Regions from separate parts of the Homo sapiens genome. Here region 2 is linked to region 1. A link is a loop called in an ENCODE intact Hi-C map of the cell type or tissue named here. Cell type or tissue: PC-9. All regions are shown on one strand. Each heading gives the region's core, and the rest is flanking DNA. Links, peaks and the distances in the headings are about the cores only. Region 1 has its middle 87 kb from the start of LINC02239. Region 2 has its middle 170 kb from the start of LINC02239.

Region 1 (12,837 bases), core at 3,231-11,230:
GACATTTCAGAACATTCTACCAAATGCAGAATATACATTCCTTTTATTAGAACATGGAATATTCTTTAAGATAGACCATGTTTTAGGCCACAAAAAGAGTCTTAAACTTTTTTTTTAATCAAAATTATATCAAGTATCTTCTCAGACCAGAATTGAATAAAACTAGAAACTAACACCAAGAAGAACTTCAGGAACTACACAAATAAATGGAAATTCAAAAGTATGCTCCTGAACAATCACTTGGCAATGAAGAAATTAAGACAGGAATTTAAAATTCTGAAACAAATAAAAATGAAATCACAGCATACCAAAACCTGTGTAATATAGCAAAAGCAATGCTAAGAGAAAAGTTTATAGCATTAAATGCCTACATCGAAAAAAGTAGAAAGATCACAAATTAACAATTAACATTATACCTTAGGAAACTAGAAAAAAAGAGAACAAACTAAACCCAAAGTGAACAGAAGAAAAAAATTAATGATCAGGAAAGAACTAAATTCAGTAGAGACAAAGAACAATAAAAATAATCAACAAAACAAAAAGTTTATTCTTCAAAGTGATTTACAAAAATGATAATCACAAACTAGAGTAACCAAAAAAGAAGGGAAAATTTAAATAAACACATTCAGAAATAAAAAATGAGACATTACAACTGATACCACAGAAACACAAAAGATCATCAGAGACTATTATAAATAACTTATGCTCAAATATTAGAAACCGAGAGGATATAAGTAAATTTCCAGAAAAAAATACAACCTCCTGAGATTGAATCTACAAGAAATAAAACTTCTGAACAGATTGACAATGAGTAGCAAGATTGAATCCGTAATAAAAAAAAAACTGCCAAAAAGAACAACCAAAAGCCCAGTGCCAGATGGATTCACAGTTGATTCTAACAAACATAAGATGAAAAACTGATATCAATACTCTTAAAAATATTCCAACTAATCAAAGAGGAAAAAATTTTCCCTAATTCACTCTATGAAGCTAGTATAACCCTGCAACTAACTAAAACCAAATGAGGACAAAAAAAAAAAGAAAGAAAGAAAAACTATAGGCCAATATCCGTTATGAACAGGTAGGATTTATCCCAGGGTTGCAAAGATGACTCAAGATATGTAAATAAATAAATGTAATACATCACATAAAGATAATTAAAGACAAAATCCATATGATCATCTCAGTAGATACAAAAAAGGCATTGGATAAAATTTAGCATACATCTATGATAAAACTCATCAATAAACTAGGCATAGGTGGAACAAACCTTAATATAATAAAAACAATATATAACAAACCCATAACCAACATCATACTCAATAAGAAAAAGTTGAAAACATCCTATCTAAGAACTGGAACAAGACAACAATGCCCACCTTCACTACTCTTATTCAATATAGTGCTAGAAGTCCTCACTAGAGCAATCAGAAATAGAAAAAAAGTCACCCAAATTGAAAAAGGAAGTTAAATTATCACTGTTCACTGATGAGATGATCTTATATTTAGAAAACCCTAATGACTCCACCAAAAAACTCTTAAAGCTGATAAATTAATTCAGCAAAGTTTCAGGATACAATATTAATAGACAGAAATCAGTAGCATTTCTATAGACCAATAATGATCTAGCCGAGGATCAAATCAACAAGGCAATTCAATTTACAATAGCCACAAAACTGTTTAGGAACATATTTAACCAGTGAGGTGAAAGATTTATATAAGGAGAACTACAGAAATCATAGATAACACAAACAAATGGAAAAACATCCTATGCTTATGGATAGGACGACTCCAGCCTGAGCAAGAGAGATACTCCATCTCATTTAAAAAAAAAAAAAAGGAAGAATCAATATCATTAGAATGATAATACTACCTGTATTAGTCAAGATTCTCTAGAGGGACAGAACTAAAGGAATATATATATATATATATATATATATATATATATATATATATATATATTATATATATATATATATATATATAAAATATATATATATATATATATGAGTTTATTAAGTATTAACTCACACGAGTTAATTATTATTACAAGTTATTAATTATAATCACATGAGTTATTATTATTAAGTATTAACTCACATGATCACAATGTCCCACAATATGCCATCTGCAGGCTGAGAAGCAAGGAGATCCAGTCCTAGTTCAAAAACTGAACAACTTGGAGTCCAATGTTCAAAGTCAGGAAGCATCCAGCACAGGAGAAAGATGTAGGCTGGGAGGCTAGGCTAGTCTCTCTTTTCACATTTCTCTGCCTGCTTATAGTCTAGCTGTATTGGCTGCTGATTAGATTGTGCCCACGCAAATTAAGGGTGGGTCTGCCATTCCCAGCCCACTAACTCAGATGTTAATCTTCTTTGGGAATACCCTCACAGGGACACCCAGGATCAATACTTTGTAACCTTCAATCCAATCAAGTTGACACTCAGTATTAACCATCACACTGCCCAAAGCAATCTATAGATTCAACATAATCTCTATGAAATTACTGATGTCATTTTTTTAGAGAATTATAAAAACATCTTAAAATTCATATGGAATAAAAAAAGAGCCTGTATAGCCAAAACAATTCTAAGCAAAAGGAACAAAGCTGGAGGCATCACATTACCTGACTTCAACTTATACTACTAGACTACAAACAGTAACCAAAGAAGCATGGTACTCGTATAAAAATAGACACATAGATCAATGGAACAGAATAGAGTTCCGAGAAATAAAGTCACATACCTAAAACCATCGGATCTTTGACAAAGTCAACAAAAATATACACTAGAGAAAAAACACCTATTTCAGTAAAAAGTGCTTGACAAATTGGGCTGCCCTATGAAGAAGAATTAAACTAGCACCATACCTCTTAACATATACAAAAATTAACTGAATGTGGATTAAAGATCTAAATATAAGACCTGTAGTTATACAAATTCCAGAAGAAAATCTAAGAAAAACTTTTCCGGTCATTGGCTTAGGCAAATAATTTATGACAAAGTCCTCAAAAGCAAGTGCAACAAAAACAAAAATAGACAAATGGGATGTAATTCAACTAAAAAGCTTCTGCACAGCAAAAGAAATAATCAACAGAGTAAACAGACAACATGTAGAATGGGAAACAATATTTGAAAACTATGCCATTGACAAAAGGCAAATATCTAGAATCTATAAGGAACCCAAACAGCATAATGAGGATAAAGCAAATAACCCTAATAAAAAAGGGGACAAAGGATATGAGCAGACATTTTTCAAAAGAAGACACACAAGTGGCCAACAAACATGAAAAAGTGCTCAGCATCACTAATCATCAAATTAAAACCAAAATGAGATACGATTTTATAGCAGGCAGAATGGCTACTACTAAAAAGTTGAAAAAAAAGAAAAAAAAAGATGTTGATGGGACTGCTTATACACTTAGTATAACCTTTATGGAAAATAGTATGGAGATTTCTCCAGGAATTAAAAATAGAACTACCATTTGATCTAACAACCTGAATACTGGTTATCTACCCAAAAACGAAGAAATCACTGTATCAAAAACATATCTGCACTCATATGTTTATTGCAGCACTATTTACAATAGCAAAGATATGGAATAAATGTTAAGTGTCCATCATTGGAGGCACACAAATACACACACACATACATACATATTCCAGGGTATGTTTGTGTATACATTTATATCTAGGTATGAAAGTACACACATGCACACATAAATTCCACAGTAGTATTCCATGATGTGTACGTATATATATCCAAAACAATGAAGTCATGTATTTTGCAACTGGAGGCTATTATTTTAACTGAAATAACTCAGAAACAGAAAAATCAAATACAGAATATTCTCATTTATAAGTGGGAGCTAAACAATGGATAGACATGAACATAAAGAGTAGAATACTACACATAGGAGACTTCAAAACGTGGGAGATAGGAAAGGAGTGAGGGGTAAAAAATTTACCTATTGGGTACAATGTTCACTATTCAGGTAATGAATACACTAAAAGTCTAAACTTCACTACTACAAAATATATGCATGTAAGAAATCTGTATATGCATGCCATATAAATATTTTTTATTTATTTAATTTTTAAATATACTTTAAGTTCTGTGATACATGTGCAAAACCTGAAGGTTTGTAACATAAGTATACATGTGCCAAAGTGGTTTGCTGCACCCATCAACCCATCATCTACATTAGGTATTTCTCCTAATGCTATCCCTCCCCAATGACCCTGCTCCCCAGACAGGACCCAGTGTATGATGTTCCCCTCCCTGTGTCCATGTGTTCCTATTGTTCAACTCCCATTTATAAGTGGGAACATGCAGTGTTTGGTTTTCTGTTCCTGCGTAAGTTTGCTGCTGAGAATGATGCTTTCCACCTTCATCTCTGTCCCTGCAGAGGGACATGGCTTTTTTATGGCTGCATAGTGTTCCATGGTGTATATGTGCCACATTTTCTTTATCCAGTCTATCATTGATGGGAATTTGGGTTAGTTCAAAGTCTTTGCCATTGTGAATACAGCGGCAATAAACATAGGTGTGCAGGTGTCTTTATAATAGCATGATTTATAATCCTTTGGGTATATATCCAGTAATGGGATTGCTGGGTCAAATGGTATTTCTAGTTCTAGATCCTTGAGGAATTGTCACACTGTCTTCCACAATGGTTGAACTAACTTACACTCCCACAAACAGAGTAAAAGCATTCCTATTTCTCCACATCCTCTCTAGCATCTGTTGTTTCCTTACATTTTAATGATCACCATCCTGATGTGAGATGGTATCTCATTGTGGTTTTGATTTGCATTTCTCTAATGACCAGTGATGATGAGGTTTCTTCACATCTTTGTTGACCACATAAATGTCTTCTTTTGAGAAGTGTCTGTTCATATCCTTTGCCCACTTTTTGATGGGGTTGTTTGTTTCTTGTAAATTTGTTTAAGTTCCTTGTAGATTCTGGGTATTAGCCCTTGGTCAGATGGATAGATTGCAAAAATTTTCTCCTTTTCTGTAGTTGCCTGTTCACTCTGATAATAGTTTCTTTTGCTGTGCAGAAGCTCTTTAGTTTAATTAGATCCCATTTGTCAATTTTGGCTTTTCTTGACCTTGCTTTTGGTGTTTTAGTCATGAAGTCTTTGCTCATGCCTATGTCCTGAATGGTATTGCCTAGGTTTTCTTCTAGGGTTTTTATGGTTTTAGGTCTTACATTTAAGTCTTTAATCCATCTTGAGTTAATTTTTGTATAAGGTATAAGGAAGGGGTCCAGTTTCAGTTTTCTGCATATGGCTAGCTAGTTTTCCTAACACCATTTATTAAATAGGAAATCCTTTCCCCATTGCTGGTTTTTGTCAAATTTGACAAAGATCAGATGGTTTAGATGTGTGGCATTATTGCTGAGGCCTCTGTTCTCTTCCATTGGTCTATATATACATATGTTTTGGTACCAGTACCATGCTGTTTTGGTTACTGTAGCCTTGTAGTAGAATTTGAAGTCAGGTAGCATGATGCCTTCAGCTTTGTTCTTTTTGCTTAGGATTGTCTTGGCTATACAAGCTCTTTTTGGTTTCATATTAAATTTAAAGTAGTTTTTTCTAATTCACGAGAACTTCATAAAGGATACACAAGTATCAGTAGCTGAATATATCAAGTGGAAGAAAGGATACCAGAGATTGAAGATCAACTTAATAAAGGAAAGTGTGAAGACAAGACTAGAGAAAAAAGAATGAAAAGGAACAAACAAATCCTCCAAGAATATCGAACTGTATGAAAAGATCAAACCTACATTTTATTTGTGTACCTGAAAGTGACAGGGAGAATGGAACCAAGCTGGAAAACACTCCTCAGGATATTATCCAGGAGAACTTCCCCAACCTAGCAAGACAGGTCAACATTCAAATTCAGGAAATACAGAGAACACCGCAAAGATACTCCTCAAGAAGAGCAACCCCAAGACACATAATCATCAAATTCACCAAGGTTGAAATGAAGGAAAAAATGTTAAGGGCAGCCAGAGAGAAAGGCCAAGTTACCCACAAAGGGAAGACCACCAGACTAACAGTGGATCTCTCTTCAGAAACCCTACAAGCCAGAAGAGAGTGGGGGCCAATATTCAACATTCTTAAAGGAAAGAATTTTCAACCCAGAATTTCATATGCAGCCAAACTAAGCTTCATAAGTGAAAGACAAATAAAATCCTTTACAGACAAGCAAATGCTGAGAGATTTTGTCACCACTAGTCCTGCCTTACAAGGGCTCCTGAAGGAAGCACTAAATATGGAAAGGAAAAACCAATACCAGCCACTGCAAAAACATACCAAATTGTAAAGATCATCGACATTATGAAGAAACTGCATCAACTAACATGCAAAATAAACAGCTAGCATCATAATGACAGGATCAAATTCACTCATAGCAATATTAACCTTAAATATAAATAGGCTAAATGCCCCAGTTAAAAGACACAGACTGGCAAACTGGATAGAGTCAAAACCCATCAGTGTGCTGTATTCAGGAGCTCCATCTCATGTGCAAAGGTGCACATAGGCTCAAAATAAAGGGATGGAGATATATTTACCAAGCAAATGGAAAGCAAAGAATGACAGGGGTTGCAATACTAGTCTCTGATAAAAGACATTAATCCAACAAAGGTTAAAAAAGACAAAGAAGGGCATTACATAATGGTAAAAGGATCAATGCAACAGGAAGAGCTAACTATCATAAATATATATGCACCCAATACAGGAGCACCCAGATTCATAAAGCAAGTTCTTAGAGACCTACAAAGAGATTTAGACTTCCATACAATAATAGTGGGAGATTTTAACACCCCACTGTCCATATTCGACAGATCAACAAGACAGAAAATTAATAAGGATATTCAGGACTTGAACTCAGCTCTGAGCCAAGCGGATCTAATAGACATCTACAGAACTCTCCACCCCAAATCAATAGAATATACATTTGTCTCAGCACCATATTGCACTTTTTCTAAAACTGACCACATAATTGGAGGTAAAACACTCCTCAGCAAATGTAAAAGAATGGAAATCATAACAATCTCTCAGACCACAGTGCAATCAAATTAGAACTCAGGATTAAGAAACTCACTCAAAACTGCACAACCACATGGAAACTGAACAACCTGCTCCTGAATGACTACTGAGTAAATAACGAAATTAAGGCAGAAATAAATAAGTTCTTTGAAACCAATGAGAACAAAGACACAATGTACGAGAATCTCTGGAACACAACTAAAGCAGTGTTTAGAGGGAAATGTATAGCACTAAATGCCCACAGGAGAAAGCAGAAAATATCTAAAATCAACATTTTAACATCACAATTAAAAGAACTAGAGAAGCAAGAGCAAACACATTCAAAAGCTAGCAGAACACAAGAAATAACTAAGAACAGAGCAGAACTAAACAGATAAAGACACGAAAAACCCTTCAAAAAAAATCAATGAATCCAGGATCTGGTTTTGTGAAAAGGTGAACAAAATAGACAAACCGCTAGCCAGACTAATAAAGAAGAAAAGAGAGAAGAATGACATAGACAGAATAAAAGATTATAAAGGGGATATCACAACTAATCCCACAAAAATACAAACTACCATCAGAGAATACTATAAACACTTCAACACAAATAAACTAGAAAATATAGAAGAAATGGATAAATTCTTGGACACATACACCTTCCCAAGCCTAAACCAGGAAGAAGTCGAACCCCTGAATAGACCAATAACAAGTTCTGAAATAGGGGCAGTAATTCATAGCTTACCAACCAAAAAAAAAAAGCCCAGGACCAGACAGATTCACAGCCGAATTCTACCAGAGTTACAAAGAGAAGCTGGTACCATTCCTCCTGAAACTATTCCAAACAATAGAATAAGAGGGATTCCTCCCTAACTCATTTTATGAGGCCAGCATCAGCAGCATCCTGATACCAAAACCTGGCAGAGACACAACAAAACAAGAAAATTTCAGGCCAATATCACTGATGAACATCGAGGCAAAAATCCTCAATAAAATACTGGCAAACTGAATCCAGCAGCACATTAAAAAGCTTATTCACCACGATCAAGTCGGCTTCATCCATGGGTTGCAAGGCTGGTTCAACATATGCAAATCAATAAACTTAATCCATCACATAAACAGAACAAATGACAAAAACCACATGATTATTTCAATAGATGCAGTAAAGGCCTTTGATAAAATTCAACACCGCTTTATGCTGAAAACTCTCAATAAACTCGGTATTGATGAGAGCTATTTATGACAAACCCACAGCCAATATCATACTGAATGGGCAAAAGCTGGAAGCATTCCCTTTGAAAACTGGCACAACACAAGAATGCCATCTCTCACCAATCCTATTCAACATAGTATTGGAAGTTCTGTCCAGGGAAATCAGGCAAGAGAAAGAAATACAGAGTATTCACATAGGAAGAGAGGAAGTCAAATTGTCTCTCTTTGTAGATAACATGATTGTATATTTAGAAAATGTTGGGGAAAGCTGAGTGTTGGGAGAAGCTGAGGCAGGGCTTGCATGTCTGACATAGTGTAAAAGAGTCTTGGAACATGTTCGAGGTCCAAGGTCTAAAACCCCTTGTGGCCTTTGGAACACCAAGCTCTGTGCTAAAGGGTGGAAGGCTACCCTGATGCACCATAGTCTAAGCCCAGGGCATAAAATCCCTCATGGCTTGGATAGAATCCAGGATTTGTGGCTCTGGAATGTGTCTAGACTTGCTGGCTCCTTGCTCCTTGCTCTCCCAGGATCCATTGTGTCTTGAGTTAAAAGAACCTGCTCTCCATTATCTCAAGTAGCAGAGCAAATGCTAAACCATCACAGCTGTAAATCATGTGCTTAATACAATGCACCCATTGGACCTCCACATTCTCACCATATGTTTCTTTGTTGAATTACCAATAAATAACGTGGACTCCCAGAGCTCAGGGCCTTCACAGCCTCCACAATCGCAATGGCCCCCTGATGCCCACATTTCTCTCTCAAACTGTCTTTTTCTCAATCCTTTGACTCCACCGGACTTTGTCACCCACACGACCTGGTGTTGGGTCTGATCACACCAACATTCCTGGCTGCTCAATGTGGGGCGACAAAGACCTCGGTGAAGGAATGCAAGAGCACGTGAAAGTGAAGGATGCATCGTCAAAGGACACCCGAATGTCTAAAAGAAGCTCGGCGGGAAAGCTGAGCGCTCAGAAGAACCAGGGTAACAATGGGACAAAGTGAAAGCAGACATTCTGCTTGTTTAAATTTCTTAAGGCATTTATTACAAAGATGGGGAGTGAAAGTTGGTACTCAGAATTTGTTATCACTCTTTAGCGCAGTAAAGCAGTTTTGCCCATGGTTCCCAGAACAAGAGACTATGGAGTTGGATGAATGGGAGAGAATTGGCAGAGATTTTTAAAAAGCGTATAAAGATGGAGCAAAAATTCCAGTCTCAGTTTGGTCAATGTGGGAGCTAATAAAAGCAGCTCTTGAGCCATTTCAAACAGATGATGAGACAGATTCAGATGAGGAAGAGGTGGACGAGTGTAAAAAACTAACTTCAGATTCTGAATGTGAGGAATAGAAACTGGAGGAAGTTAAAGAAAAGAAAGGGAAACTAAAAATAGTGTGTTTTACTAGCCTGTTGGCTCCACCTGCTGAATTAAGTGAATGGCCACCTCCTCTCTCTCCCCTTAATGGGTGAGAAAATGAATTAGCTACATAACTTACCCCTCCTATAGCTGCAACATTAAAACCCGGAGCAATTGGTAGTACTAAGACCCAGTGGAATCTGAGGCTTGTTTATTCAGACAGCACCTCAATAAATTGAGGCATATCCGGCACAGCCAGTGCCCTTACAAACAGCAACAATTGTCTCCCGCTGTGGTAAGCAGTGCTGCCGTGGACCTTTGCAGTGCAGTTCCCATTTCCCTGCTTCTGGGGGAGCCACCCGAGATGGTCCCCAGGGGAGTTGGGGGACCATTTCCTTCAGGAACAGTAGGTCTATTACTTGAAAGATCTAGAGGTGTCACTGTGCATATGGGAATGATTGGTTCTTTTTATACCAGAGAAATTCAATTAGTTATTAGTTGCTCAACTCCATGGTCTGCTTCCCTAGAAGAAAGAATTGCTCAGTTGTTGACATAAAGCTGGGAAGCAGCACAGTGAAAAGAACAGGAGGCTTTGGTAGTACTAATCCAACAGGAAAGGCTATATATTGGGTTAATCAAGTGTCTGTACAAAAGACCTATTTGTACAGTAGACCTGCTGTTGGATGCTTACAGATGGACACACAGGCCTGGTTGGCAGTAGTCCCCGGAAAAAATAAATCATGGGTTGCTTTGCATAGTGCAAGTAAAGTCATCTTGAAGCTTCGGTTTCATGGTTAACCTGCCTCTGCAGATTTAATGAGCACATAGGCATGATATGGGCTGAATGTGTTCATTGTGGCGTTTGTGGCTTTTATGATGGGAATATTCAACCTCTAATCCTACTACATTGGTGAAAAACAAAATGAAGCCTTCACAACAGAGTTTTAAGACACTGTTCTGGGCTATCTTTGGACTTTCTGAAGTGAAATCAGTGGTCATCAACTATAACCACAAATTAATTGAAAACATTGGTTATGTTCTTTATGGAGTCCATAATGTTACAATGGTCATTGTTTTGCTAAAATTGCCATGATCAACAGTTTATTCCAGGAAATTGAGGATGACGCTGATGTGGAGTGGAAATTTGCAAGGGCCAAACTCTCATTTTCCTGCTTTGGGGAGGGGAGAGCACTTCCTGTTCCCTTCAATCTGGTGCCGGGTCCGAGGTCCCTGTTTTGTCTCTTGCTGAAGCTTAAAGGGTGGATTTCTGAGCTCTACCCAAGGTCATTAAAAAGGTTTCCAGGAAAGATGTAGAGATAAGTAAGTAAAGTAGAGACAAGTAAGTAAGTAGAGACAAGTAAGTAGAGCTAAGTATAAACAGAGATAGAGGTAAGTAGAGAGAGAGATAAGTAGAGAGAGAGAGGTAAGTAGAGAGAGGTAAGTAGAGAGAGAGAAGTAGAGAGATGAAGACTAGCAATATAAGGTCAGTGCCCTAAAGAGGTACAAAAGCAAAGACTAACAGAGATTTGCAGGGACAGACAAGAACATTCTGAATTATAGAAATTAGTTATGGCTCAAAGGGCAAATATAAAAGGAATAGAGAGGAGGGAGATAAGGATAAAAATGCTCTTTCTTTTCTCTCCAACAGAACCTGTGGGTCCTTTAACTAAACTTAATCAAAGGGTGGATGCATTGGTGTCTGCAGCTTTTGCTGATGCACAAACATTCCATTATTAAACTCATCTTAATGCCACAGGCCTTAGAAAAAGATGTGGTCACATAAAAAGAGCTGGGAAAAAGGAAAGATAATTATATGAGGAAGAGGATTTGTGTATGTCTCTCCAGGTGACAATCAGCTGCCTATGTGGGTGCCCACCAAACATCCGAAGATCTATCAGGAGCCACAGCATCTAGTGGACCCACCTGTACAGTGCGAATTGAAGGTTTGAAAAGCCTCGATTTGCTTTCCTTGTGCCTTCTCTTAGAAGGGGCCTGTTTCTCATTATCAGTAGCCTCCCAGCTACAGCCACAAGTTTTTGCTTCTGTTTCAGTAGATTTACTAATGTATGGGTGAGGGAATGCTTGTATTTTTGCAGGAGATGAATGAACCGTGAGGATGCCCTCAAGATGTGTATGACCACGGAACAGGAGACTGGAGGGACCCATGGATCCCAACCATGGACCGGGTTCCCCCAGTATGAGCCATAAGCCAGTTGAATCTGAATGCGAAGATGGAACAAAGACCAACCAGAGTCACGATGCTTAATGGACCAATGCTTTCTGACTCAGCTCCTCTCTACCCTGAATATAAGAGACCCTAATAGTTAGGCAGGACTATCATCACCCCTATTCAGCATGAAGAAGTTACAGAAGACGGACCTTCATCCTTCTGCAACCCCTAGGATTAGGGGTCCTCTTGTAAAAGGGAAAGGGGAGATATGTGGAAAGCACTCAAACCAGAGTGACTCCAGTTTGAATAAGGGCTAAGAAAAATGAAGCTGGATCACCAACCGGCAATTAAGGGCTGCACAGCCTGCAATTGCCTTGCTCAATTAAAAGAGGTTACCTTTTATGCTAGTAATAACGATACCTTCTCTTTTACAAAAAAAGAGAAGGGGGGCATGTTGGGAAAATCTGAGTGTTGGGAGAAGCTGAGGCAGGGCTTGCATGTCTGACATAATGTAAAAGACTCTTGGAACATGTCCGGGGCCCAGGGTCTGAAACCCCTTGTGGCCTTTGGAACACCAAGCTCTGTGCTAAGGGGTGGAAGGCTACCCTGATGCACCATCATCTAAGCCCAGGGCATAAAATCCATTGTGGCTTGGACAGAATCCGGGGCTTGTGGCTCTGGAATGTGTGTAGACTTGGTGGCTCCTTGCTTCTTGCTCTCCCAGGATCCATTGTATGTTGAGTTAAAAGAACCTGCTCTCCATTATCAAGTAGCAGAGCAAGTGTGAAACCATCACAGCTGTAAATCATGTGCTTAATGCAATGCACCCGTTCGACCTCCACGTTCTCACCACCTGTTTCTCTGTTGGATTACCAATAAATAACGTGGGCTCCCAGAGCTCAGGGCCTTTGCAGCCTCCACAGACACGATGGCCCCCTGGTGCCCACTTTAATTCTCAAACTGTCTTTTTCTCAATCCTTTGACTCCGACAGACTTTGTCACCCCCATGACCTGGTGTTGGGTCTGATCACCCCAATAAGAAAACCCCATTGTCTCAGG
Region 2 (12,837 bases), core at 2,178-10,177, 250 kb before region 1:
GTCTCTGACCTCTTGAAAGTTCTCTTCTACAGGTTGGATGTTTGTCCTCCAAACCTCATGTTTAAATTAGATCCCCAATGCTGGAGGTAAGCACTAATGGGAATTGTTTGTGTCATGGACATGAATCCCTCAAGAATGGCTTGATAACATCCTTGGAGTAATAAGTTCTTGCTCTTATTAGTTCCCAGGAGAGCTACCTGTTTAAAAAACAAACAACAACAACAACAACAAAACCCTGACACCTCCCCCATCTCTCTTTTGCTTCCTCTGTCACCATGTAACCTCTCTACATGCCAGCTCCTGTTTGCCTTCTGCCTTGAGCAGAAGCAGCCTGTAGCACTCACTAGATGCCCAGCATTCTAGCCAGCAGAATTGTGAGCCAAATAAACTATTTTTTAAAATAAATAAATCACTGAAATTCAGATATTACTTTATAGCAACACAAATGAACTCAAACACAATCCAAAAACAAAAATCTCTGGCTATCATCAAAATTCCTGGTAATTTAAAACTTGATACTCCAGAGAACAAGGGTAATCAATTTGGTGACATTGTAGCTAACAATGCAGCCCTGAAGGTTACATAAGAAAATAGATGTCTTGAAATGTCCTTACAGACTTATTATTCATTTAAAATGTTATTAAAAGAAGCATAAATAGGAGCTCTAAAGAAGGAAATAGACCTTTGAAAAGTAAACGAGGGAAGTCTTCTACAGAAACAGGCTTATTTTATGGACCTAATGATAGAACAGCTCTTCGTTCAGGGCTTCAGTTACCCTTTTTTAAAAATAATTATTATAGTTTAAGTTCTGGGATACATGTGCAGAACGTGCAGGTTTGTTACATAGGTATACACGTGCCATGGTTGTTTGCTGCACCCATCAACCCGTCATCTACATTAGGTATTTCTCTTAATGCTATCCCTCTCCAAGGCCCCCAACCTCTTACAGGCCCTGGTGTGTGATGTTCCCCTCCCTGTGTCCATGTGTTCAACTCCCACTTATGAGTGAGAACTTGTGGTGTTTGGTTTTTTTGTTCCTGTGTTAGTTTACTGAGATTGATGGTTTCCAGCTTCATCCATGTCCCTGTAATGGACATGAACTCATCCTTTTTTTGGCTGCAAAATATTTCATAGTGTATATGTGCCACATTTTCTTTATTTAGTCTATCATTGATGGCCATTTGGGTTGGTTCCAAAATTAACTCAAGATGGATTAGAGACTTAAATGTAAGACCTAAAACCATAAAAACCCTAGAAGAAAACGTAGGAAATACCACAGGACATAGGCATGGGCAAAGACTTCATGACTAAAACACCAGAAGCAACGGCAACAAAAGCCAAAATTGACAAATGGGATCTATTTAAACTAAAGAGCTTCAGCACAGCAAAATAAACTATCATCAGAGTAAAGAGGCAACCTACAGAATGGGAGAAAAATTTTGCAATCTATCCGTCTGACAAAGCGCTAATATCCAGAATCTACAAAGAACTTAAACAATTATCCCTTTTAAAGTTTGCTCACTAGCTGACTTATTAGAAAACAGACAGAATGATAGCATGGGGAAAACAATATTATTAGAAACAATCCCCTACTGTTGCTCAAAAGTTCATTCTTGCTGTAATGCTTGTCCTAAAAATAATCCTGGAAAATCCCTTCATGCTTCCTAGAAACATTTCTTTTACCTTTAGGATCCTTTGTGATATGGCAGTTGAACTTTATCCAGCTGCCTCTATCTCAGTGTTATAGGTAAGTTCTGGTGCTAATTTTTATGTTCTCTCCTTGGAGTGAAGCATTCCATGCTGATGAGCCATGACCCAAGCAGGTGGTACGTTGTTATTGGAAAACAATTATTTCATGAGGCATTCCATCTGACTTCCATAGTGGCCAAGGAACACACAATTTACTGGTCAGGTAATTTGATCCATTTACAACATTTGGCCTATATTTCAACATTTCCATTATGTCTATCCCCTCTAATCTTCTGGAGTGGTGGAAAACACCAATGGTGTAATAAAGATTCAAAAAATTCGATTAGTGAAATAACAGCAGTCCTTAACCTGACCTGGCCAAAGTTTCTCCCATTGGATCTCTTCAACCTGTGACTGACCCGATATGGTTTGGCCATGTTCTTCCCCACATCTCATCTTGAATTGTAGCTCCCATAATTCCCTCATGTCGTGGGAGGGACCTGGTGGAAGGTAATTGAATCATGGAGTGGGTTTTTCCCGTGCTATTCTCATGATAGTGAGTAAGTCCCATGAGATCTGGTGGCTTTATAAAGGAGGGTTCCCCTATACAAGCTCTCTTGCCTGCTGCCATGTAAGATGTGACTTTGCTCCTCATTCACCTTCAATCATGATTGTGAGGCCTCCCCAGCCATATGGAACTGTAAGTCAATTAAACCTCTTCCCTTTATAAATTACCCAGTCTTCAGTATGTCTTTATTAGCAGCATGAGAACAGACTAATACACACTCCATTTGGAAAGCACCAGCTCTCTCTCTTTAAAAGAATAATAGGAAGGCCCATGTCTCTAGATAAAGAAGCTTATGAACCTGTGTTCTTTAAAGGTGATCATTTTTTTTATTGCTAAAGTCTCACAAAACTACTCACTAAGAACACCACCAGATTAATAAAAGATTTCTTGAACAGCTAGCTCCATGTAGAAAAAGCCATAAAAAAAATCACATCCTACAACCTGGAGATTTTGTTTTCTAGAAATGACATCAAATAAGATTCTCTTCAATCCCATTGGAAGGGACCATATCAGGTATTGTTGACCAATTTCTGTGTCACTGAACTTAAGGGCATTGACTCATGAATTCGTCTTTCTCATTTAAAAAAAAAAAGGCAGCCCTACCAGAGTGGACATCTGCCATCACTGGAGATCTTCAACTGAAGCTGACTTGAAGTCTTCCTGACCAGAATGGCAAGCAGCTGACATCTACATTAGACTGCCTCTGCCCAGGATACTGGATCAGGATTGTATAACCAATTCTTCACAATTGTAATGCCTACCACAACTGAAATATTCGGTGTCCTATTTTCGAATTATTTATGCTTTTTGGGTTTCCTTCACACACTATGGCTATCCTCTCTTGGAGGTTTTGGCAAAATTGTCTCATATATAGTTCTTTTAATATATACTATACTTGTACTATGGCAATGGTTTGTGTGTATATACACATATGGTATATACACAAGCAAGTGCCTACAATCAGATTATGTTATATACACATACAAATGCCTATTAATGGTTTGCGTGTATGTACACAGGCAAATGCCTATAATCAGGTTTCGGTTTTTGCTTTCCCTAATAAATCTGACTACAACATCGAGGAATAATTCTTAGAAACCATTGCAACTTCTGGAACTTTGACAAGATGCTGGGTTTGCTACCATAAACCATAAACCCCCGCCCCTTTTTTTTTTTTTTTTTTTTTTTGAGACAGAGTCTCGCTCTGTCGCCCAGGCTGGAGTGCAGTGGCGTGATCTCGGCTCACTGCAAGCTCCGCCTCCTGGGTTCACGCCATTCTCCTGCCTCAGCCTCCCGAGTAGCTGGGACTACAGGCACCCGCCACCATGCCCAGCTAATTTTTTGTATTTTTTAGTAGAGACGGGGTTTCACCATATTAGCCAGGATGGTCTCGAGCTCCTGACCTCGTGATCCGCCCATCTCGGCCTCCCAAAGTGCTGGGATTACAGGCGTGATCCACCGGCCGCATAAACCACTTTTAACCACAGTGACACACTGGTATGTCCTATTCTAAATTTCACCAGTATTACTGATTGTACTCATATCACAACTTAGAAGCCATACAAAGCAGAATCTGTTTATTGAATCTGGCTGACTCATCCCAACCCGCTTGTCCTATGTTTCAGTTTAACTCATCCGAATCTTGTTTTCAAATGATTGTGTTCTTACTCAGAAATGACAGTTAAGAAAAAGTAATAATGCTGTTAAAAATTAAAAGAAAAACAATCCCTTGTGCTATGAGGACTCAATCTAACCTTGCTCTAATGTTTCTAACTCATGGTTTAATAATGCCCCCAAAACTATGTACTCCAATATAATATTCTCACCTGTGCTCCATCAGGACTTATTTTCACCCGTGGAGGAGATCACCATCCATGGGTCTATAAATGTGTAAGGGCATGGAATTATAAATAGCACTGTCTCTTAGGATATTTGGCCACCACTCTCTGTATGTATAGCTTTGAAGAAACTCAACAGTGGACTGGTTTCCTCAAACTTTTCCGTAGACACGACCACCAATGTATTTTAGACAGAGATTCTATTTCGAGGAAAATCTGTTAATTATCTACCTGACCATCAAGAAAATAGCTCCATGAATTTTATTGGAAGAACAGTTTTTCCTTGGTGGGGTGTTTTTTTTTTCGCATGAACAATATTTAGAAATATTTTTGTAAGCTCGGGAAATATTGCTGATGAAACTGCTGCCTCCACTGCAGCTCAAGAAAAATCTGCTGATTCGCTGGCTAAGGTTGCTCTAGACAATCACATTGCCTCAGATTATATATTAGCTAAACAAGGAGGCATACGTATGGTGGGAAATACTTGTTGTGTATACATACATACTTCTTATGAAGCAGAAATTCATCTAGGAAAAAATTTAAGAGAAGCCATTTGGTTACAAGTCTCTAAAGAAGAACCAAAATTGAATTTTCTTCATGTTATTTTTTAGTCGGCTCCCTAATGGATAGGTTCTTTGTGTTGTTCTGGCCTACAAAGTCTCTTTCCAATTGCAATTCATGTTTGCATTATATTTCTACTATTCAAACTGTTGGTGCTACGGATAGCTCATTGCATTACTTCTTCCAAGAAAACTAAAATCATGGTATTCCAAAGACTAGAGATAATTCAAGTGACAGCAGCTATATAAATCAATGACTTGAGCGAGTCTCATTTTTGTTAATCTGTGATGCCATCTCAATTCAGCCTTAGGGTGCACTTGAAAAATACCTAATTGAGATAGCTTCTCTTCTTCCTTGATGTGGGACAGGACTATCCAGGAGTGAGCCTTTCCAGCAATGAAGGACAATTTGGCACTTGAACTTTGATAATCAATGCTTCCGAGAAGAAAGATTTTGATCAAAAGAAACTTGAGGAAGAAAAATGAGAAAAAAAGAAGCCTTTTTTTTTTAATCTGAGGAATTTAATCCCTTTTAAATTATCAGATTTGGAGAAGCATTTAAAATGTGAGTAGTCACATCTGCCTCCCACCTGGAGCTAAATAATTACCTCTTGAAGCTACTTGCTATGTGGGCTCCAGACTAAGAAGTGCTAAGTAGCTATAAAATGCCATGCACTGGACATCATAACTCAGGCCCTACAGTTCAACAATGTACACCCAATCACTAATCATCCTTTTTTCTGTAAACCAATGAGAACTCCTGTCAATCAACTTTGTACCAGACTGCTCTTCGTCCTCCTTTGCCTTTAAAAATCTGCTTGGAGCAAAGGTCAAATAGATCACTTCCCTAGGCAATTTGGAAATGTGTCCTGAGCATCTGTTCTCACTTTGTTTCAAGTAAACTCCTTAAAATGATATTTTATGCTGCAGCTTTTTCCTTTTAGTTCAACACGTCTCAGTAAACATTTGTAATATTCTGGAAGTTCAGAAAGATACAATTATGAGTTCTTCCATTTTGTAGACTGCTCTTGGATACATAATTAATTCATTTGAAAATAGTAATAAGATAATTAAAAGCTAAATTCTGAGTCTATGGTAACAATTTCATAAGGAACACAAAGGAGAATTTTTGTAGTTGGCCCATCAAAGCCGAATTTGAAGGATGCTATTTGCCAGGCATCAGACCTAGAGGATATTATGTAACTTCTTTCTGAGTTTCCTCATCTGTGAAGTGGTTGTAATTATTATGACCTCCTCAAGGATATTGTGAGGATTAAATAATATACTGTACATAAACTTGTCAGACAACTTTGGCACATAGCCAGCATTCAGTAAAACATAAATGTTATTTTTATAAGACTTGAGATGGACTTAAAAATATATTACGAATTGGTTAAACATAGGGAAAAGAGAAGGAACTCCAAGGAGAGATTGACTCATGCAAATAAAAGCTCTTAAGGACTGCTGCAAACCAAGGAGACAATAATTCCAGTAGAGGGTGCAATTGGAGAGGAAGGGAAACGAACATGAAGAAATGGGGCATCTCAGATTTGGATATACAAGACAGCTGAGCCAGAGTGCTTACATTTCACAAGATTGGTGATTGTTTTCCAACATTTCTTTTAAGTAGAAAATAAAATCACAAGGTTTAAGGAGGGTTGTTATCCTGGCATTATAAAGACTGTTTGCATATTTCTAACTGTAAAAGAAAGAAAAGAAATATTATAAGACTTGAATAATTGGTGCAGACTGTTTCTTTGAACAAGCAGCCACACTATTTACCCTGAATCATGAGTCCCTTAATTGTGGGTTGTGACTTTGTGCTAAAGGGCAGACTGGTATGTTTTCTCCTTAACTGTGAAATTCTTCACTTTTATTATTTCTCACTTGCACTTTAAAACCCTGTAAATGTTATATTATTACACTATTATGTAACACAATAGCTGCTATCTCTCCCTTCTCTATAATGATCTATGCAAGGCATCTTCTGTCAAATAAGTCAGGACCTCTTGCCAGACGAGAGTGATTCATCAAAACTGCTGAGCTTTTTCATAATCGTTATTCTCACAGTGTATTACAAAGGGCCATTAACAGCGTTTAATTTTTCAGATTGGGTACAGCATGGCAACTTTAGTTTATGTTTCACTGCTTCTCTTTGTAAAGAAATCAATCGTTTTAAAACTGAACTACTCATGACAAACATGCTAGATTCATTAGCATCTGCCCTGGTTGTCTGTATGGAGGTTATATTGCAAACCTGATTTGCATTTTTATCTGCAAGGAGCACAAGGTTTGAACTGCCTAAATGTTTACTTAATTATTGCTCCCATTCTCTTCCACACCTATTTACCTCAAGCCCTCCACAAGCAGAGAGCAAGACTAATTAGTATCTAATTGATATTTTTTCAATAGTGAAAGAGAATCACTTTCAATACAAAGAATATCAGTATACGCTGTAGGGAACACTTAATCAGTCATAATAGCAAATATGGGAGTATTTGTTAGGTTTCCAAAATGATGTATTTTAATTAAGAAGCACCTGGTTGTCTCTACTAAATTTTACTTCTTAAATAGGAAGAGTTTATACCACTCATTTATTTTTTTACACCTTTCCTGGGAGATTATTTTGCAATCACTGAGGTGTTGCAGATACAAAAATGAATAAGATAAGATTTCTCTCAAGAAACCGTTAACCATGGGAAAATCAGACTCAGGAAAAAAAATAATGCAATTACAAGGGATGATAGATTTGTACTGAGTATGGTGGAATCGCAGGAAACAGCAGACTAATTCGGTCTGAAGAGGTCAGGGATAGATTACTGGAGGAGATAGCACATGAGCCAAAGAGAGTGCAGCTAATTAGCCATCAGACTGAAGGGGGGATGGAGAAAAGACATTGAAGTGAGAGAAGAAATCACAAGCATAGCTAGCAATGTGGGGAACATATTCCAAAATTGTATTGCTGAGTATATTTCATGGAATACATTCAAGTTGCATGGTATTTTTCACCATTTACCACCATTCTTTAGATAAGTTTATTTACAGAAAAGTGAAATGTTTCCATAACTTTATATAAAAGATGTTTACATATTAAGTAAAATAAAAATAATGTATTTTGCCTTTCAACAAAGATTACACATGAACAACATTCTTTTGTAAATAATTTTCTGTGCTCCCTAAAGTTGAAATGACCTCCACTGCTCACCTCAATATGCACGTCCTTGAACTCAGAGGACTCTATATATATATATGTATATATATATATATGTGTATATATATGTATGTGTATATATATATATACACACACACATACACATCTATATCCATATAATGGATATATATATATAGATGTGTGTATACACACACACACACACGCGCGTACTGAGTAAACAGTAAAGAACACACGTACTGAGTAAACAGTAAAGAAATGCATTGATTCCAGAAGAGGGTGATATTGGAGAGAGGAGTGAAACAAACTTGAGGACTTGCAATCATTACAGATCTGAACAGACATGGAAAATGAGCTTACATTATTAGACCTGAGAAAATTACCAATTGGTGGCCAAAGTTGATTCTTGACATTCATATTTACCACAATGAAGAGCAATGGTTTTGTGTCTGTAGTGATATATCATTTGTTTCATATTTTTAAAATAATAAATAAAATATAATTTTTTAAAGAAAACATTTAAAGGCCCTAAGAAATATAGAAGTCCAACAGCCAAAGATCGCCAAGAACACTACTGTATTTAAAGTTAGGCCTAGTTATGTATCAGCAGCAAAAGCAGTAAAAATAAGTCAGAACTCAGAACAAGATACCACCCAAATATAGCACCTTAATATTTTAAGTATTTTAAGCTGAAGGAAGCTGAGAAAACCACAGAAGCAGAAATGTCTCTCTGAGCTTCTCCTGTTCCCTCTCTCCTGAAGAGAGCAAGCAAACAAACAAACAAAAAAACCTGGAATTTCCTTTGCCCCTTCTCCCTGAAACAGACTATAAAACGTAGGAAGGTCACTCTCTGACAATCTCCCTTTCTTCTTTCCTGAAGAACCTCATATTACAGGTGTTCTGCCCTATACAGGATGGGAAGAAATGTCACACAGAGACACAGAAAAGAATCTGAACAAATAGGCGTTGATGAGTTTTTCCCAGTTTATTGCCATTACATCATATCCTTTCGTCCTCCAGTCATACTTCTTCTGCATGACTGTCCGCAAAAATACATGGATCTTCATTTCTGAAGGCCCTCACCTAAAATGTGTATTAAATCAATGTGTATATTTTTCTCTTTTTATCTGTCTTTTGTTTTAGGGTTCTCAGCCATGAACCTTATGATGAATAGCAAAAAATTTTGTTTTATCTCCCTTAATATACCAGGACAGTCTTGAGAAGAGGAGGTTTAGAGAGGTTATTTATAGGATTTGGAATTGGGCTGTGTGGTTACAGGGAAGGTTTAAGGAAACCAAGCATATTCTAGATTGAGAAGAAAACCTAGGTAATACCATTCAGGACATAGGAGTGGGCAAAGACTTCATGACTAAAACACCAAAAGCAATTGCATCAAAAGTTAAAATTGACAAATGGGATCTAATTAAACTAAAGAGCTTCTGCACAGCAAAAGAAACTATCATCAGAGCGAACAGGCAACCTACGGAATGGGAGAAAATTTTTGCAATCTATCCATCTGACAAAGGGCTAATATCCAGAATCTACAAGGAACTTAAAAAAACTTACAAGAAAAAAAAAACAAACAATCCCATCAAAAAGTGGGTGAAAGATATGAACAGACACTTTTCAAAATAAGACATTTATGCAGCCCACAAACATGTGAAAACAAGCTCATCATCACTGGTCATTAGAGAAATGAAAATCAAAACCACAGTGAGATACCATCTCACACCAGTTAGAATGGTGATCATTAAAAAGTCAGGAAACAACAGATGCTGGAGAGGATGTGGATAAACAGGAACACTTTTACACTGTTGGTGGAAGTGTAAATTAGTTCAACTATTGTGGAAGACAGTGTGGTGATTCCTCAAAGATCTAGAAACAGAAATACCATTTGACCCAGCAATCGCATTACTGGGTATATACGCAAAGGATTATAAATTATTCTACTATAAAGACACATGCACACGTATGTTTATTGCAGCACTATTCACAATAGCAAAGACTTGGAACCAACCCAAATGCCCACCAATGGGTGTTTATAGACTGGATAAAGACACTTTGTCATATATACACCATGAAATACTATATAGCCATAAAAAAGGATGAATTCATGTCCTTTGCAGGGACATGGATGAAGCTGGAAACCATCATTCTCAGCAAACTTACACAGAAACAGAAAACCAAACACGACATGTTCTCACTCATAAGTGGGAGTTGAACAGTGAGAACATGTGGACACAGGGAGAGGACCATAACACACTGGGGCCTATCAGGGGGTGTGGCGCAAGGGGAGGGATAGCATTAGGAGAAATACCTAATGTAGATGATGGTTTGATGGGTGCAGCAAACCACCATAGCACATGTATACTACCTATGTAACAAACCTGCACATTCTGTACATGTATCCCAGAACTTCAAGTATAATAATAATAAAAGAAAATAATCAAGACCCAACCCAAAAGCACACTTACCATCTCTACAAATATTTGCATTTTTATCTTTCGTTAAGTGGAAAGTTTAGGTAAGGATGAACAATTTATTCAATTGAATTGATTTAATTTCTGGAAGATGTTTGTATGTTAAACAGTGAATTTATAACTATGATTTTATAGTCTTCTTGACAACCATTTGGTATGAATCATCAACATAAAACATGAAACAGGATTATCCAAAAAAATTCTTCTAAGGTTTGTAGTAGGCATAAATATTTCCCTAATGGAGTCACTGGGTTCAGAGTGTTAACAGTGATGGATAGTGATATGTGAGAGAAAGTGACAGAGGACATTCACAAATCTCCAGAGGCCTTAATTTATCTTGTGAAATATATTATGGATGTCAATGATTGATAAAGGTATTTCTCAATTTTTTTTAATATAAAAGTTTATCTGTTGACAGTCATTATTCCAGACCATGCCTAAAACCGGAGTATGCTTCTTTTAACCTGAGAAATACACAGACATTAAACATAGTTATATTAAGATATTTTAATTATACATAATTAAAATGATTTCACTTCTCTTTGGAATATCCATTTTCTCTAATCTTTGTCTTAGTTAACAAAAGAGCTCTCACAATCAATATGAAATAATTAAATTCTGAAGAATGTTAAAGAAAGCAAATAGTATTCCTATTATATGAATTTTTTATCTGGGGCAAATGCTATTTACTTGGTTCATAATATGTATGTATGTACACACGTCCATATAATGGATATATATAGATGTGTGTATACACACACACATATAATGGATATATAGATGTGTGTATACACACACACACAAACACACACACACATACATGTAGAAAAGAAGTAAATGTTTGCTTTTCCTGTGGCCATAGAATCTTAGCGGTTTTATTTATCTTTATACACAAACAAACTTATTAATCTGAATTTGAAGCTTGAACCTGAGAAAGGCAAAATTTAAAAACTAATTTTAAGAAAGGATACGATATGAACATAAATAATAAATATTGATATATAAGAAATTGTTACAGGCAATATTTTTAAACCCAGGAAGCACATCAATAATTATAAAAAATTAATATTTATTTTCTATATATAAAGAACTTTAAATTATTTAATTAAATTACAGCCTAAAGTCTCAAATAAAGTAATCTTAAATTTTCATTATTTTATAAAATATTACTTCTAATTTTACCTTTATAAATTTTTAACACTACTCTCAAGATCCTCCATATAAATCTTGTGTATAAGTATTTAAACATAAGATATATGTTGTATTTGTTTTATAAATTATTATAATGAAAAATAATGTAATATGAAACACTGTAATGTAAATAATTATAAGTATAAAAGTAGACAATAATGTGAAAGATTATACCTTAATTGAAAAAAATAATCAGTATATCAAATAAATAAAATAATACAAATATATAATATTGAATATGACATCTTAATGAACTTCAACTTCTCTCAAAAGATATGAAAGCTTATTATGAACATAATTTTATATTCATTTTAATTATTGTACTTTACATAGTCTCAATAATTTATGTTCATTAACACCTTTATATAAAGTAACCATAATTGATTTTCTCCAGATGAACAGAAAACAAGAAGACAGGAAATTTAAAACTATGTAGTTATTTTTCTCCTGCGTGTGTAGGAGCACACACATCATATTATGTCTGCAAATTTCAAGGTGGCAAAAACAAATATATATTAAATATCATCCAAAGGACTGTGAGCATTTTCTTAATTTTTAGCCACTCTTTACAGATAAGAAACAAGGTAATGAAAACTATTTTAGAACACAGAGATAATTTAGTGGTCAGCAAGTCAAAGAGAGAGGCTTCCCCAGAATCCAACCATGCTGGCACCCTGATCTTGGATGTCCGGCTTCCAGAACTGTAAGAAAACAAATGTTTGTTGCAGTTTGTGGTACTCGATTATAGCAGCTTCAGCGGACTAATTGGAATGGGTTATAAACTGGTTTTTATGATTGCTCAATACTGTAGACAAATATTACTGTCTTTTCTAAAAAGTAGGAATTCCTTTTTCTTTCTTAGTTATTTATGTAGGGGAAGCCATCATCAGTTGTCCAGATATTCAACTCTGTGTTGATTCTCCATGAAGACAATATTAATTTGTAGAGATCCTATATTTAGTTTGAAAGTTGATCAACATTATTTCATTCTGTTTTTATTTTTGAATCGTTTATTGATTTTTTTGCCGTCCAGAGACTTTTAAAATTCTGGGTAACGGATGCATTTGACAACAACAACTAAGCTAAAAGCATTCAGAGAAAGAACAGAACATACTCTGCATTTTTCAGACTTCACCAAGAAAGTCTTAATGATTCCATGAGTCTACCTTACGTGGATATGTTACCTTGCTTTGAAACTTGTGTTAGTGTAAAATTTGAGTTGCCTTTCCTTTGGAAAGCCAAAAAGATCAAGAAAAAAAAAGTCAGAATATTTTATTATCATCTAAAATTAATTTTATTTGATTTTTGGCATCCTGAGAGTGTCAGATATAAGAATAATGAG

Evidence for each region. Hi-C counts contacts between places; a loop is a spot of excess contacts. Peaks named below come from ENCODE experiments on the same cell type or tissue, not always from the same donor. Only the 100,000 strongest peaks of a DNase experiment are listed, where the experiment ranks them.
Region 2: a loop joins it to region 1, with 3 times the contacts of the local background. A loop is called at or near these places in 3 of 110 quality-filtered maps.

Annotation. Positions count from the first base shown.
Region 1 is chr5:24,747,388-24,760,224 of GRCh38, reverse strand. It overlaps the pseudogene TRPC6P6. Among named protein-coding and RNA genes, the nearest start is that of LINC02239, 87 kb to the left of the region's middle. In PC-9, for the core only: no CTCF peak of the experiment used is centred there; no DNase peak of the experiment used is centred there.
Region 2 is chr5:25,000,250-25,013,086 of GRCh38, reverse strand. No RefSeq gene overlaps it. Among named protein-coding and RNA genes, the nearest start is that of LINC02239, 170 kb to the right of the region's middle. In PC-9, for the core only: a CTCF peak has its summit at 6,138 (motif pointing right); a DNase peak (open chromatin) is centred at 6,176.